Linked DNA regions of Homo sapiens: all the other regions are linked to region 3. Evidence: chromatin contacts called from ENCODE Hi-C or POLR2A ChIA-PET data. All regions are on one chromosome and are shown on one strand. The core of a region is the stretch at or near the end of the contact, and the rest is flanking DNA. Distances in the headings are between cores, read along the strand shown. Region 1 holds the start of COX6A1 (cytochrome c oxidase subunit 6A1). Region 2 overlaps PRKAB1 (protein kinase AMP-activated non-catalytic subunit beta 1). Region 3 holds the start of BICDL1 (BICD family like cargo adaptor 1). Region 4 holds the start of PXN (paxillin). Region 5 holds the start of SIRT4 (sirtuin 4).

What was found. Hi-C counts contacts between places; a loop is a spot of excess contacts on that map. ChIA-PET counts read pairs that join two places held with the same protein, here RNA polymerase II (POLR2A). Pooled maps may share reads with other maps.
Region 1: a loop to region 3 is called in a map of naive thymus-derived CD4-positive, alpha-beta T cell, with 7 times the contacts of the local background. The contact joins the promoter of COX6A1 here to the promoter of BICDL1 in region 3. A Hi-C loop is called at or near these places in 1 of 168 maps with a recorded cell type or tissue (naive thymus-derived CD4-positive, alpha-beta T cell), 1 of 37 single-sample maps with no recorded cell type and 9 of 50 pooled maps.
Region 2: a loop to region 3 is called in a pooled map, with 3 times the contacts of the local background. The contact joins the enhancer-like site here to the promoter of BICDL1 in region 3. A Hi-C loop is called at or near these places in 2 of 50 pooled maps. POLR2A ChIA-PET finds 5 or more read pairs at or near these places in 6 of 52 experiments (AG04449, OCI-LY7, WTC11 and 2 more).
Region 4: a map of naive thymus-derived CD4-positive, alpha-beta T cell shows a loop between it and region 3 (8-fold over the local background). The contact joins the promoter of PXN here to the promoter of BICDL1 in region 3. A Hi-C loop is called at or near these places in 1 of 168 maps with a recorded cell type or tissue (naive thymus-derived CD4-positive, alpha-beta T cell), 5 of 37 single-sample maps with no recorded cell type and 9 of 50 pooled maps. POLR2A ChIA-PET finds 5 or more read pairs at or near these places in 2 of 52 experiments (CD4-positive, alpha-beta T cell and Panc1).
Region 5: a loop to region 3 is called in a pooled map, with 5 times the contacts of the local background. The contact joins the promoter of SIRT4 here to the promoter of BICDL1 in region 3. A Hi-C loop is called at or near these places in 2 of 168 maps with a recorded cell type or tissue (B cell and naive thymus-derived CD4-positive, alpha-beta T cell), 3 of 37 single-sample maps with no recorded cell type and 13 of 50 pooled maps. POLR2A ChIA-PET finds 5 or more read pairs at or near these places in 19 of 52 experiments (CD4-positive, alpha-beta T cell, CD4-positive, alpha-beta memory T cell, H1 and 13 more).

Annotation. Positions count from the first base shown.
Region 1 is chr12:120,436,863-120,439,562 of GRCh38, forward strand. COX6A1 (cytochrome c oxidase subunit 6A1) reads left to right here and starts at 1,251. Exons shown (of 3, transcript NM_004373.4): 1 at 1,251-1,367; 2 at 1,517-1,659. The coding sequence starts at 1,265. It also overlaps the pseudogene LOC124903126. RefSeq lists enhancers at 1,288-1,497, 1,424-1,945.
Region 2 is chr12:119,679,921-119,682,620 of GRCh38, forward strand. PRKAB1 (protein kinase AMP-activated non-catalytic subunit beta 1) reads left to right here. Exons shown (of 7, transcript NM_006253.5): 6 at 13-81; 7 at 328-1,699. The coding sequence ends at 405. The region is part of intron 1 of LOC124903033 (a long non-coding RNA gene); the gene reads right to left. Among named protein-coding and RNA genes, the nearest start is that of PRKAB1, 13 kb to the left of the region's middle. RefSeq lists enhancers at 1-486, 2,082-2,141, 2,312-2,441. Within about 2 kb of position 1,275, at least 3 of the 41 ENCODE cell types and tissues checked have a DNase peak (open chromatin) inside an H3K27ac peak, as active enhancers do.
Region 3 is chr12:119,987,789-119,990,488 of GRCh38, forward strand. It overlaps BICDL1 (BICD family like cargo adaptor 1), which reads left to right and starts at 1,448. Exons shown (of 10, transcript NM_001367886.1): 1 at 1,448-2,509. The coding sequence starts at 2,081. RefSeq lists silencers at 996-1,055, 1,076-1,715, 1,996-2,085, 2,136-2,205, 2,216-2,425 and enhancers at 1,119-2,092, 2,093-2,700.
Region 4 is chr12:120,264,353-120,267,052 of GRCh38, forward strand. It overlaps PXN (paxillin), which reads right to left and starts at 1,378. Exons shown (of 15, transcript NM_001385981.1): 1 at 1,265-1,378. The coding sequence starts at 1,277. RefSeq lists silencers at 1,096-1,245, 1,406-1,685.
Region 5 is chr12:120,301,058-120,303,757 of GRCh38, forward strand. It overlaps SIRT4 (sirtuin 4), which reads left to right and starts at 1,264. Exons shown (of 4, transcript NM_012240.3): 1 at 1,264-1,321; 2 at 2,504-2,700. The coding sequence starts at 2,505.

The DNA of each region.
Region 1 (2,700 bases), core at 1-2,500, 450 kb after region 3:
GCTATACTGTGTGTTTACACATAGGTGTGTCTTTAGAGGAAAGGGTTCAAAGCTTTCATTAGATTCTTTTTTTTTCTAATAAAGAAAAAAGCTTTGTTGCCCAGGCTGGTCTCAAACTCTCAAGCTCAAGCAATCTGTCCGCCTCGGCCTCTCAAAGTGTTGGGATTACAGCCATGAGCCACCACGCTGGTCCTCATTACATTCTCAAAGGGGCCTATTGAAAAAAAAAAAAAAAAAAAAAAAAAAGGCCGGGCACAGTGGCTCACGCCTGTAATCCCAGCACTTTGGGAGGCCGAGGAAGGCGGATCACAAGGTCAGGAGATGGAGACCATCCTGGCCAATATGGTGAAACCCTGTCTCTACCAAAGTACAAAAAAAAAAATTAGCCAGGCATGGTGGTGCGTGCCTGTAATCCCAGCTATTCAGGAGGCTGAGGCAGTAGAACTGCTTGAACCTGGGATGCAGAGGTTGCAGTGAGCCAAGATTGCACCGCTGCACTCCAGCCTAAGCAACAAGAGTCAAACTCCGTCTCAAAAAAAAAAAAAAAAAAAAAAAAAAAAAAGATGAGACTGTTGAGTCAGGATTAGGATCCAGGTCTGCTGGCACCAATTTCAGTGCTCTTTATACTTTCTGTTGCTATTCATTCATTCATCCATTCATTCAGCAAATTTATATCAAGTATCTGGTATGTGCCAGGTATGATTCCAAATTACACCATTCCCAGATTATTCTGAGAATGCTGCAGTGCCAAACTCTTGGTATCACAGACTTTATATTCTAGTGGGGGAGACAGACAAAATAATAATATAACGACGAAGGTGCAATGTTATGTGCTATGAGAAAACGCAGTCGGAGGATGGCGAGGAAGGGGAACGGAATTTTAGATAGGGCGGTCTGGGATCAGAACCTCCAGATGCCCGTCCATGGACTCCAACGAAGGGAGCGATTCCAGGTACCAGGGCACCCTGCACAAACCTCTCTTGAGCTTCCGCCTCGCCCAGGTGGGGACGGTAGGGAGACCGGAGGGCACACGCATGCGCACGAAGGAAACGGTAAAGCCTGAAGGGAGGTGCAGAGCGCATGCTCTCTCTTGCCCGAGATGCCGAGGATTTTGACAAGGACTCCGTCGTCCCGGATGATAGTGCTCAGGTTAATGCCAGTGGGAGGGCGGCGCCCAATAGTAACTTCCTTTGGAGGTTGTAGTACCGCCCCCAGAGCCAATTTTCCACTTCCGCTTCCGGCGCTGCGGCAGTCCAGATCAAAAATGGCGGTAGTTGGTGTGTCCTCGGTTTCTCGGCTGCTGGGTCGGTCCCGCCCACAGCTGGGGCGGCCTATGTCGAGTGGCGCCCATGGCGAAGAGGGCTCAGGTACTGGGGCCGGGGTCGACGGGTCGAGCCTCAGCCCCACTCGGGCGAGACAGGGAGGGACTGTGACCTTGGCCCGAGGCCTTGCGGGAGGGAAAGTGAGACCCGGGCCCGCCCCATACCGGCGCTGAACGTTTGTGGCTTCTCCGCAGCTCGCATGTGGAAGACTCTCACCTTCTTCGTCGCGCTCCCCGGGGTGGCAGTCAGCATGCTGAATGTGTACCTGAAGTCGCACCACGGAGAGCACGAGAGACCCGAGTTCATCGCCTACCCCCATCTCCGCATCAGGACCAAGGTACGCCCTTGTACATCTCTTCAAGCGTCCGTTCTCTTTTCGTTATGTGTGCCTTAGTGCAAGTTCTTCATTCTCTGAAGGCATGGGTGCCAGGCGTGTACAGCTTGTTTATCCTCACAAACAGAAAATGTATTTTCTTCCATTTTGTGGATGGACAGCTGACACTTGGGATTACGTCTCAATTCTCTTCTTCAAGGTCATACAATAAGTGCTCTTCAGTTTCCCTTTTCTCCGATTCATCCTACCTCCTGCCTTCTGAGACAGTTCTTTTTTTTTTTTTTTTTTTTTTTTTTACTTCTGAGACAGTTCTGAAACAGGTGTCCGTTGTGTAAAGCCTGGAGGTTTGGGAAATCCAATTAGAGTGGCAAAGTCTGAAGGTGGTTCGCGTAAGCGAACCCAGCAGCTACATGGGAGGCTGAAGCAGGAGAATCCCTTGAACCTAGGAGGCGGAGTTTGCAGGGAGCTGAGATCGTGCCACTGCACTCCGGCCTGGGCAACAGAGCGAGACTCTGGTCTCAAAACAAAACAAAACAGCAACAACAAAACATGGGCATCTGGCAGCTACTAGTTGCATAATGAAGAGACTGACAGCTTTCTCTATTCCCCACCAATACCTTTTCTCGACTGTTTTATCATTGGTTGTTGATGTAGATATATTACAATGTTGTGTCCTCTGTTGTTTGCTGTATCTTTAACAAGGGCTTATTCTGATTCTTCAATACTGGCCATGCGCGGTGGCTCACGCCTGTAATCCCAGCACTTTGGGAGGCCAAGGTGGGTGGATCGCCGGAGGTCAGGAGTTCAAGACCAGCCTCGTCAACATGGCGAAACACTATCTCTACTAAAAGTACAAAAAGTAGCCGGGCGTGGTGGCGGGCGCCTGTAATCCCAGCTACTCGGGAGGCTGCGGTGGGAGAATCTAGGAGGTTGAACCCAGGAGGAGGAGGTTGCAGTGAGCCAAGATCCAGCCATTGCACTGCAGCCTGGGCAACAGGAGTGAAACTCCGTCTCAAAAAAAAATAGTAATAATATACTTGATCT
Region 2 (2,700 bases), core at 25-2,524, 310 kb before region 3:
GTTCCCTCACAGTGTGATCCAGCTTTGCTTCCTGAGCCCAATCACGTCATGCTGAACCACCTATACGCGCTGTCTATCAAGGTAATGACATGTCTGTCCCCATGAGAGCTGTGTTGCCCAGTGTGTGCTCTGAGGACCCCCAGCAGTGGAATGACCTGGCGGGACTGACTTAAAGGGCAGCTTCCAGGGTCTGGCACAGGCCATCAGGCTCAGGTTCTGAAGCTGGCCCGGGAATTTGTGGTTTTATGAAGCCCTTAATGATTCTCATGTCCTCTGAGGCTTGAGCCCCTTAGTCCAGCCTTTGATCATTTCCACCTTGTTCCTTAGGATGGAGTGATGGTGCTCAGCGCAACCCACCGGTACAAGAAGAAGTACGTCACCACCTTGTTATACAAGCCCATATGAAGAGCTGGGGGCGGATGGTGGCCCAGGAGACAGCACACCACCAGGCTCCACACGTGCATGCTTTCCCCAAGAGGGAATGGACTGTACATTGCTCATTTCACACTCTTCAGAAGACATTTCATACCTGCCCTGGTCCTGCTTGAAGGTTTGTCCAGGCAGAGCAGCTCCTGCAGCGCCTCGGTCTGTGACAGTCCTCCTAGCACCCCCATGGCTTTGAGCCTCGGGGACTCATCAAGTCCAAGAAAAGAGGGAGGGGTGGCAGAGGATCTGCAGCCCTGGCCCCGCGGTGCATGAGGCTGGGTGCAGTTCTAAACCTACATTCTCGATTTTTCTTAAGCCAAAAATGAATGCTAACTCCTTTGCCAGTAAAATTCTGGGAAACAGGGACTGAGGCCACACATCATTTCCAGTCATCTGTGTGTTTTTAAGGCCAGCCACTTGTCCCTGTTGAGGCCTGGCTATGGAACTAAATACAGTGTTGGTCTTGCCTGTCCTTCAAAATCAACAACAGATTGTCTCTCGGCTCCAGGGAGGTGTCATTTCTATAGAAATTAGAAGCTTTCTGATTTCTAGATGAGGTTTTACAATTGTTTCTTACAGTCATGTGCACTAAGTACTCTTTTTGTAAGCAGAGGTGGCTGGCTCTGCAGCCTTAAGGCCATTTTTTAAGTCACCACGTCTAGAAGTCACATGAACTCTGCTCAGCAATAATCTGTTCTCAGAACAGACTTTTCAACCTGCTGCCGGATTTCTCCATTCAGCTGGATGATCCTCAGGACTGACCAGTTAGCTGGCAGGTTGTCCAGCTTTTTATTCCAGTCATAATAGGTGACAGTGTTAACCGTGAAAACTTGAGAGGCACTCTGCCCTCTTCCCTATAAAATCACACAGCGTGATTTTACAAGGTCCCGTGGCACCTTGCTCAGGACCTCTGCCCCTAGTTAGCAAGACTGCAGCAGTTGCTGTTGCTTATTCTGAAAGGAATGTAGAACTTGACAGCAGCCTTCTGAGTCTGGGTCAGGAAGATGTCCTTTGGACCAAAGCAGACTTCTTTATACGCAGCTCAGTTTCCCGGGAGTCGCCACAGATGTACCCACTAGCCCAGGTTGCTGTGAGTCAGCGGAAGCTCCCGTTATGCCCTTTGCTCCTGGTGGGAGAGGGAGGAGTGAGCTCCCTGGGTTCCAGTATTTACTTGGTATACCTGAGTTTGGGGGTACCCTTTTTTGTGACTTTTCAAAACAGTGAATTACTGTCACCTTGATGGACAAGTTTCAATAAAACTTTGTAAAAATAATTGGACATGTGCCTGGAGGAGCTCTGATTTTATTCAGTCCCTTGGAGAAGAGACTGGAACTCTTCGAGAGTTGCGTTTCAGTACCGTTCTTGTGGCTCTGAGCGGACAGGGCTACTCCAGCTGCCCAGGCCTGAGAACCAGTCCTGTGACTCACACCCATTCACACAGTTTGGAACCTTAAGGGACCCCTAAAACTGAGCCCCTCTGAACAGCTCAAGTCACAAGGGGAAGCTGAAGAGGGGTAACAGCAGAGGCTCCTGGCTTCGGCCAGTTGTTGGTGTCCCCAGGCCAGAGGGTTTGTTTCCTTTTGCTCCTAAACAAGCCCGGTGGGACAGCCTGGGATCGTGACCCTGGCGTGTGAGAGAGCAGGACGTTGTGGAGTCAGAGCTGTTTTCATCCACTAAAAGAGGCCGTGTCCCTCCTCCAAAAAGGTGGAAGGTTATGGGTGTTCCTTTAAGCCTTCTCAGGTATCAGGAAACATTTTAAATTTAGCAGAAAAGCATGCTAATGAGCTCTACCCACTGGTGCAGAAAACCCAAGCTGAAAATGCTATGTAAAATAAGACTGGTTTACTGGAGCCAGTCACCCCATGAGTTCTCCAAGCCCTGGGGCCACAGGGGACTTCCAGGTGAGGTCACTGCTGAGATGATGGAGGAGACACAAAACAAGAGGACATGGTCAGAGACAACACATCTCTGTGCGTATTCAAAGGATTTCATTTTCTTTAAAAAGCACATTATAGTCGGAAAGCCTGCCCACCAAGTGAAAGCCTCCATACCCAAGAAGCTAAAGGTTAATGGTGATTTTACAAAGGTGGAAAAGGAGACCTTGTTTTGCCCAAATCACAGGGGCAAAGCCATATGTCAAATCGTGTCCTATGACCAAGTAATCCTTTCTTCATTAGCATTTCCTTTATGGGTGAGGACTTAGTTAAAGCTTAACTCAAATTGCTTTTCAATGAAGATACATTTTTCCCTCTAGAAGCTGATATACAGATGAAT
Region 3 (2,700 bases), core at 198-2,697:
TGTTTAGGCTCTGAATTTAATAAGCGATAAAAACCATGAGAAACTATTTGACCCATTTCAGCCTCTTGATGTTCTGAAATTTCCATCTCACTGGGATGAAAAGAAGAAAGGCATGATCCAAGTAAAAAATGGGTTGTCTGTCCAAGAGGAAAAGGAAGCATAGGGACGAATTCTAGCTTTAGATGGGATTGTTTCTGGAAATAGGAGACACGTAGCACCACCAACGAGGTCAACACCAAGGAATGACTGCAAGTCACCCAGTAGGCTCTCCAAACCTTCCTTTAATCATTGAGGAAATGTTCCTTCCATATCCACCCAATCCATCTTGGTCACAAAGGACCATTTATCTTCCTCAAGACTGCTTCTATGTGAAGAAAATAAAGAATAATGATTCACGTGATCCCTGGCGTCGGCCTGGCTAGATCTCAATCCTGACTCTACCAGTTGTAATGACCTGGGCAGACGATGCCATCTCTCAGGCTTTAATTTCCTTCTCTGTTAAAATGACAAGCGGCAGTACTGATTTTATAAAGTTCTTGTGAGGATTATCTAAAATAATGACTATCAAGCACTTAATACAGGACATGGCACACACTGAGTGCCGAATAAACGGTAGTTATTATTAGGGAGGTTCTTTGCTTCGTATTCCCATCTGTGAGCAGTTTTTTCCGTTATTTCTCCGCAGAAACCCTTTCTCTCCGGGCTGCTGATCTGCGAAGCATCTGGTCCTTCATATCCCTGAGTCATCAGCATGAAGATGCCTGGTTTCCGAAGTCCTCCCTCCTCCTACTGCTCTCTAGGGCTCCCTCTCCTGACTGCTTAGTTCTCCTGGGGGCCCAGACCTAAATTTCGTGAGGGTATGTCTTTCTCGGGGCCGGGTCACCAGTCTTGGAGGAATGTCCTCAGTCCCCTTTGCCCCAGACACCACCAGAGATGCGGCAACAGAACTCTGAGGCGCGCCCCGGCTTCCAAGTAGCTGGGGGCGGGGCCGCGCCTGGAGGTGAGCAGCAGGCGGTGGGCGGGGCCGCGCTCCGTCCGAGGTGAGAGCGAGGCCGGGTGCGAGGCCACACCCCGAGGTACGAGAGCTGAGGGCGTGGCCACACCCCAGCTCTGAGCGAGGCTGAGGGCGGAACCGCACCCCGAAGTGGGTGCAAGGCTGGGGGCGTGGCCGCGCGGTGAGGCAGCCAGGACCGTGAGGGATGCGCCAGCCGCCTCCGCAGGCGGCGCGCGCAGCCGCCCGCAGGGCGTGAGGCAGAGCAGGGGTTAAGGCCGCCGGCGCCACCTGGGCGTCGCTGAGGAGACCCGCGAGCCGGCGAATCCCGCGCGGGCGGGGCGAACAGGTGCCCGCGCGCGTCAGGCGCCGGCAAGGGGCGGGGCGAGGGGACGCGGCCGGAAGCCCGGGGCGGGGCGCTGCCGGCCCGGTGAGCCGGGAGGAGCCGGGGAAGGCAGGAAGGAGCTCGCCGGGTTGCGCGGCGCGCGATGTGGAGCCGCCGCCTCGGCCCCTGCAGCAGCAGCAGCCGCCGTCGCCGCCGCTGCTGCTGGGGCTGCCGCGGAGCCGGGGGTCATGGAGTGCGGCTGCAGAGAGCGGCCGCCGGCAACAGCAGCAGCAGCAGGAAGCGTCGCGGCGACAGCGGAGCGCAGCCCGCCCCGTGAGGCGCTGCCCGGCCGGCGGCGGCAGCAGCAGCAGCAGCGGCAGCGGCAACAGGGCGGCTGAGAACCCGGCGGCGGCGTTCCTCCTCGCTTCCTCCCCTCCCGCTTCGCCGACCCTCAGTCTCTGTTCCTGAGTCCTCCCTTCCCCAGCCTTCCCGTTCCCACCACCTACTCCGCCACTACCCCCACCCCCTCCTCCCGCGCGCGCCTGAGCAGCTGAGCCCGGGGGCGGGGGAGGGGGCGCGTGCCGCCGGCGCGGGGGAGGGGCGGGCCGGCGCGCGCCGCGCCCAGGGCTCGCGGGGACCCGGGGGCGCGTGCCGCGGCGCGAGGCGAGGCGCGGGACGCGGGGCGGCGCGGCAGGGCCCCTCCCCCCTGCAGCCTGGCGCGCGCGGGCCGGGCCGCACCGCTGCGGGCTCCGCGCGCGCGGGCCATGTCCGCTTTCTGCCTGGGCTTGGTCGGCCGCGCTTCAGCACCCGCCGAGCCGGACAGCGCCTGCTGCATGGAGCTGCCCGCCGCGGCCGGGGACGCAGTCCGGAGTCCCGCCGCCGCCGCCGCCCTCATCTTCCCCGGGGGCTCCGGGGAGCTAGAACTGGCGTTAGAGGAGGAGCTGGCGCTGCTGGCGGCCGGGGAGCGGCCGTCCGACCCCGGGGAACACCCTCAGGCCGAGCCTGGGTCTCTGGCCGAGGGGGCCGGACCGCAGCCGCCGCCCTCCCAGGACCCCGAGCTGCTGTCGGTGATCCGACAGAAGGAGAAGGATCTGGTGTTGGCGGCCCGGCTGGGTAAGGCGCTGCTCGAGAGGAACCAGGACATGAGCCGGCAGTACGAGCAGATGCATAAGGAGCTGACAGACAAGCTCGAGGTGAGGACCTCCCTCCAGGGATGGGTGGGGAGCAGGGGCCGCCCAGGCACGCGCCCGGCCCTGGGCAGTTAGGGAACCACTCACCCCCACTTCGTTGCTCACCCTACCTCGCAGAAAATCTGGAATGAATGGGGGAGGGAGGATGGAGGATTATCAGATTTCGTTGAACCCACTTGACTTCCCCACCCCGC
Region 4 (2,700 bases), core at 128-2,627, 280 kb after region 3:
CCCACAGTCCAGAGAGGAAAGACAAGGCTCCTGCAGAGAAGAAACGTTGCCCCCCTCCTCACCTCCCAAGCTCAGGGCCCTCCAGCTACAGGCGTGAAGGGGAGGGAGAGACAGCGAATCCTCCCACTCCTGCGTTCACGCCACCCAAGGCATTCCTAGAACCCTGGCACCAACCCCCTTGGGTTTAGAGTCGGCTTCCAGGAGATACTTTCTTTCCCCTAACACCAGATCAAGACTGGACTGAAAAGAGTAGCCTTGGGGCTCCAATAACAGGAAAACAGTAAAACTCTGTTCTGGGCATCCTGTCCTCTTTCACCTGCGTGGCTTCCAGCAGGGCCTGACGCAGAGAGGGTGGAGGGGACTCTGCTAGCCAGGACACGTTCAGGGATGGTCATACCTTGGGGCCCACCTTCCACCTCATTCCCCTGGCATTTCACCAGAATCTAGGGGTGGGGAGAGAATCAGGACTCCCAAATTACCGTTCTAGACTTAGATACCATGGTAGACGGACTGGTCTGTGAATTGAGGGGCTGGTCCACAGAGCGGGGAGGTCAGTGAGAGAAAATGAGTGATGGGTCCTTGAAACGGGGTGACCAGATTTGAAGTGGGGGGTCAGAAGAGCAGGCAGACTGGGAAACTTGTCTTTGAAATGGGGGTGTGGTCATCACACGCTCATCTCTAGCTTTTGCATCTGACTTGTGAAATGAAAGGGGTGGGCTCCGAGGGGTTATCCCTGAAGGGGGGTGCTAGTCTGTGAAGTGGGGGGCGGCCCTGGAGGGACGGGGAGCAGGTCGAGGAAATGAGGGAGCAGCCCATGAGATCGGGCAGCTGCTCCCCGAGTTGGGCGGTCGATCTGTGAGGTGGGGGTGGGGAGAGGTCTGCGAGGTGAGGGTCCCGTAGCTGACGAGGTGGTCTGCCGCAGGAAGTCTCGTCCCTGCAGCGGACGGGGTGGGTCCCTGAGGGGCGGGCTGGTCCCTGGGGCCCTTCTGGGAGATGGTGATGGGTCCCCGAGGTCGGGGGTCCAGAGGTGAAGCCGTCCCAGACGGGGGGTCGCTGCTGTGCGGTCGGTGCCGGGGCCGGCCTGGCCCGAGACTAAGGCCCGGTTAGGGATCCCAGCCCCGCGGAGCCCCGGCCGGCAGGGACAGGAGCTGAGGCCGGGGCCGCCGAGGGTGGGATCCCGCGGCCCCTGCCGCTCGCTGGCGCCCTCCTGGCCCCAAGCTGCGCGCCTCTCGCCTCCTCCTCCCTCGGCCTCCCGCTCACTCACCGAGGTCGTCCATGGCCGGACCACGGGCGCCGGCTCAGGGTCGCGCTAGCTGCCCGTCCCGGGGCCGCTCGTCTATGCCCCGCAACTTTTCCGCCGCGAGCCTCGGCCCGGAACGGAACGCGCCGCCGCCGCGCGCGCCCGCGCCCGCGCCCGCCGCGCGCCCCGCCCCCGGCCGCCCCCTGTGCACGCGCGCCCCGCCCCCGGACACCCCCGCGAGCTTGCTGGCCCCGCCCCCTGCGCACGCTGGTCCCGCCCCCGCCAAGAGCCCGGGCAGTGGGCGTCGCTGGGCGGGGCGGTGGCGCCCCCTCGCGGCTAAGCGGGCAGGTGGGCGGCTCCCAGGCCTCCAGCCACTCCCATCCATCTTTCTGTCCCTCTCAAAGTCACTTGCCTGACCCTGCGGATGACAAATCCGTCCACAGTCAGCCATGTGTCTGTGCATTCGTCAGCCACTGGGTCATCACATGCCTGTCCACTGGACAGTCAGTTTTGCCCACCTGTCCGTCTGTCACCTGTAGGTCACCACCCAGGAGGACCATAAATCAGTACCAGGCAAGGCCCGGAGCCCGTGGCTGACCTTTCCTGGGGTCGTCCTCTGGATCAATGGCAGTGCAGCTCGCAGTTCACCCTTTCTGGCCCAAACCCAATACCTGTGTGGTTCCATCTCTCTTAATATTACTTCCACACAGCCACCCTCCCTAGACACTTTTCCAAAACTGCATGGGGCAGAGGGGTCCCCAGATTAGACATTAAAGGGAAAACTACAGGAAAGTCACACCCAGTGCTCCCACACACTCGGAAATTGGGTAATAATAACAACTACCATTTATTGAGTGTCTGAATAGACAGACACTATATAGCTATTCTCTAAATTAATCCTCCTAGAGGTACTTCCCTACCCGTTGGGATGGGTGATGGCAGTTTGTGGATTTTATATAAAACTGCTCTGCAAGTACAGCTTCGAGTTCCCCTTGTCCCTCAAGAATCCAGGCCTTCTGGGTCAGATCAGGTCCTCCAGAAAGCAGATGAGATGCTGAGATAAAGCTAGGGGTAATGCCCGTGACAGAGAAGGGGAAATAAGCAGGGTTGGGCAAGGAGACTCAGATCTGACAAACAGGTCAACCCATCAGGGAATTCCAGGACAAAAAAAATGAGAAGTCTCCTTGGGCAGAAGTATCCGGGTTCCAATGCTCCCACCATGTTCAGTCATTTTATAAAGGCAGATCCAAGCAGCTTCTGTGGCTGCCACATTCTCCTATAATAAATTCAAGACCAAAGACTGTTCCTCAAACACTCTATTGCGTGGTTTTCCAGCATCTTGCACATACCTCTATTTTGTTTTAGTTTTTGTGTTTTTGTTTTTGTTTGAGATGGAGTCCCAATCTGTCGCCCAGGTTGGAGTGCAGTGGTGCAATCTCAGCTCACTGCAACCTCCGCCT
Region 5 (2,700 bases), core at 14-2,513, 310 kb after region 3:
CACTTTTGGCTGGGCACAGTGGCTTACGCCTGTAATCCCAGTACTTTGGGAGGCTAGGGTGGGCAGATCACGAGGTCAGGAGATCAAGACCATCCTGGCTAACATGGTGAAACCTTGTCTCTACTAAAAATAAAAAAATTAACCGGGCGTAGTGGCATGCGCCCATAATCCCTGCTACTCAGGAGGCTGAGGCAGGAGAATTGCTTGAACCCGGGAGGCGGAGGTTGCAGTGAGCCGAAATGGCACCATTGCACTCCAGCCTGGGCAACAGAGCGAGACTCCGTCTCAAAAACAAACAAACAAACAACAACAACAACAACAACAAACTATCACTTTTTCAGATATGTATAAACACATTTCTTCACAAGTTCAAGGTATTTTACCAATAGCAAATAACTTGATACTGTCGTTGTGAATGAAAAGGATCACAAACTCTGATGTTTAGAATGAGTCAAATCTAGGCCGGGAACAGTGGCTCAGGCCTGTAATCCCAGCATTTTGGGGGGCCGAGGTTGGCGGATCACCTGAGGTCGGGAGTTCGAGACCAGCCTGGCCAACATGGTGAAACTCTGTCTCTACTAAAAATACAAAAACTTTAAAAAAAAGTCAAATCTAGATCCATGATTAATGACGTGCTCATTTCACATTGCATGTTTGTATCAAAACATCTCATGTGGGTAAAGCATAGACAGGCACAGAGAAAAGAAAAAAAGACAAAAAATAAGAGAAAAGATGGCCGGGCGCAGTGGCTCACGCCTATAATCCCAGCACTTTGGGAGGTCAAGGCGTGCGGATCACCTGAGGTTAGGAGTTCAAGACGAGCCTGGCCAACATGGCGAAACCCCCGTCTCTACTAAAAATACAAAAATAATCCCAGCTACTCGGGAGGCTGAGGCAGGAGAATCGGTTGAACCCGGGAGAGGGAGGTTGCAGTGAGCCGAGATCGTGCCACTGCACTCCAGACTGGAGTTTTTTCAAAAAAAAAAAACAACAACTCCGTCTTAAAAAAAAAAAAGAAAAAAGAAAAAAAATCTTATGTACACTATAAATATATACACCTACTAAGTGCCCACAGAAATTGAAAACAAAGAAAAAAATCCATGATTAAAAGCTTTTATATTAACGGGGGAACCTCTGACCAGAAAGAGCCGACAGGGGGCGTTCCTGGATGATCTGGGGCTGTCAATTGCGAGACGCGGAGGATTGTGGGACTTGTGGTTTTTCTCGCATCATTTAAGCTTTCTGGACTACATGTCCCAAAATGCAAATGCAATCAGACGGTCCCACTGTGGGGTGTGAAGTGTCCGTAGAGCTGTGAGAGGTAAGTGTGTTCTGTGTGTGCTGCGGATTTCTAGAAGTTGTGGATTTCTTGTGAGGGATTCTATTTCTCCTCTTTGCCCTCGGTGGGACCTGGAAGAGAGTAGTTGTTCCACTGATGCACGTTTTCAGCGGGGGTTTCCCCTGACCCTTTGGTCTCGGGAAACCGGACTGTGTGTTTGTTCAGCTGTTCACGTTTTGCTGTGGAATGTCAAGGAGAAAGCGGGGTCCTGATCTCAGATCTGGAAAGCCAAACATAAAATAATGTTTACATACGGGGTGCATGTCACTAGAGGATTTATGCATTGCATTGTGTCAAATAATATGTCAAAGTTTTTTCTTTTTCTTTTTTTTTTTTTTTTTGATACGGAGTCTTGCTTCTTCGCCCAGGCTGGAGTGCAACGGCGCGATCTCGGCTCACTGCAACCTCCGCCTCCCGGGTTCAAGCAATTCTCCTGCCTCAGCCTCCCTAGTAGCTGGGATTACGGGCACGTGCCACAATGCCCGGCTAATTTTTTTTGTATTTTTAGTAGAGTCGGGGTTTCACCATGTTGGCCAGGCATGTCTCGAACTCCTGATCTCAAGTGATCTGCCTGCGTCGGCCTCCCAAAGTGCTGGGATTTCAGACGTGAGCCACCGCACCCGGCCCTCTATTGTTACAGCTAGAAAAGCTGACGGGCAGGGGTCTTGTCTCTCTGATGTGTCCAAGTAGCAGAGCTTGCAGTGGAGGGTAAACTAAAATAAGGGGGAAATGAAAAAATAAAAGGAATGCGTGTGTGTGCTTAATTACATGAACAAAATCAAACAAAACCTGACTCATTAGGGCCAGACTCAGAGGCTCACACCTGTAATTCCAGCACGTTGGGAGGCCGAGGCGGGCAGATCACTAGAGCTCAGGAGTTCGAGACTAGCCTGGCCAACATGGTGAAACCCTGCCTCTACTAAAAATACAATAATTAGCCGGGCATGGTGGCCATGTAGTCCCAGCTATTCTGGAGGCTGAGGCAGGAGAATCACTTGAACCCGGGAGGCGGCGGTTACAGTGAGCCAAGATCATGCCACTGTACTCTAGCCTGGGCAACAGAGGGAGACTCTGTCTCAAAAAACAAAACGAAAACAAACAAACAAAAAATGAGAAAAAAAAAAAACCACCCCAGTTTCTCACATGAGGCTTCTTTTTCTCTAGAATGAAGATGAGCTTTGCGTTGACTTTCAGGTCAGCAAAAGGCCGTTGGATCGCAAACCCCAGCCAGCCGTGCTCGAAAGCCTCCATTGGGTTATTTGTGCCAGCAAGTCCTCCTCTGGACCCTGAGAAGGTCAAAGAGTTACAGCGCTTCATCACCCTTTCCAAGAGACTCCTTGTGATGACTGGGGCAGGAATCT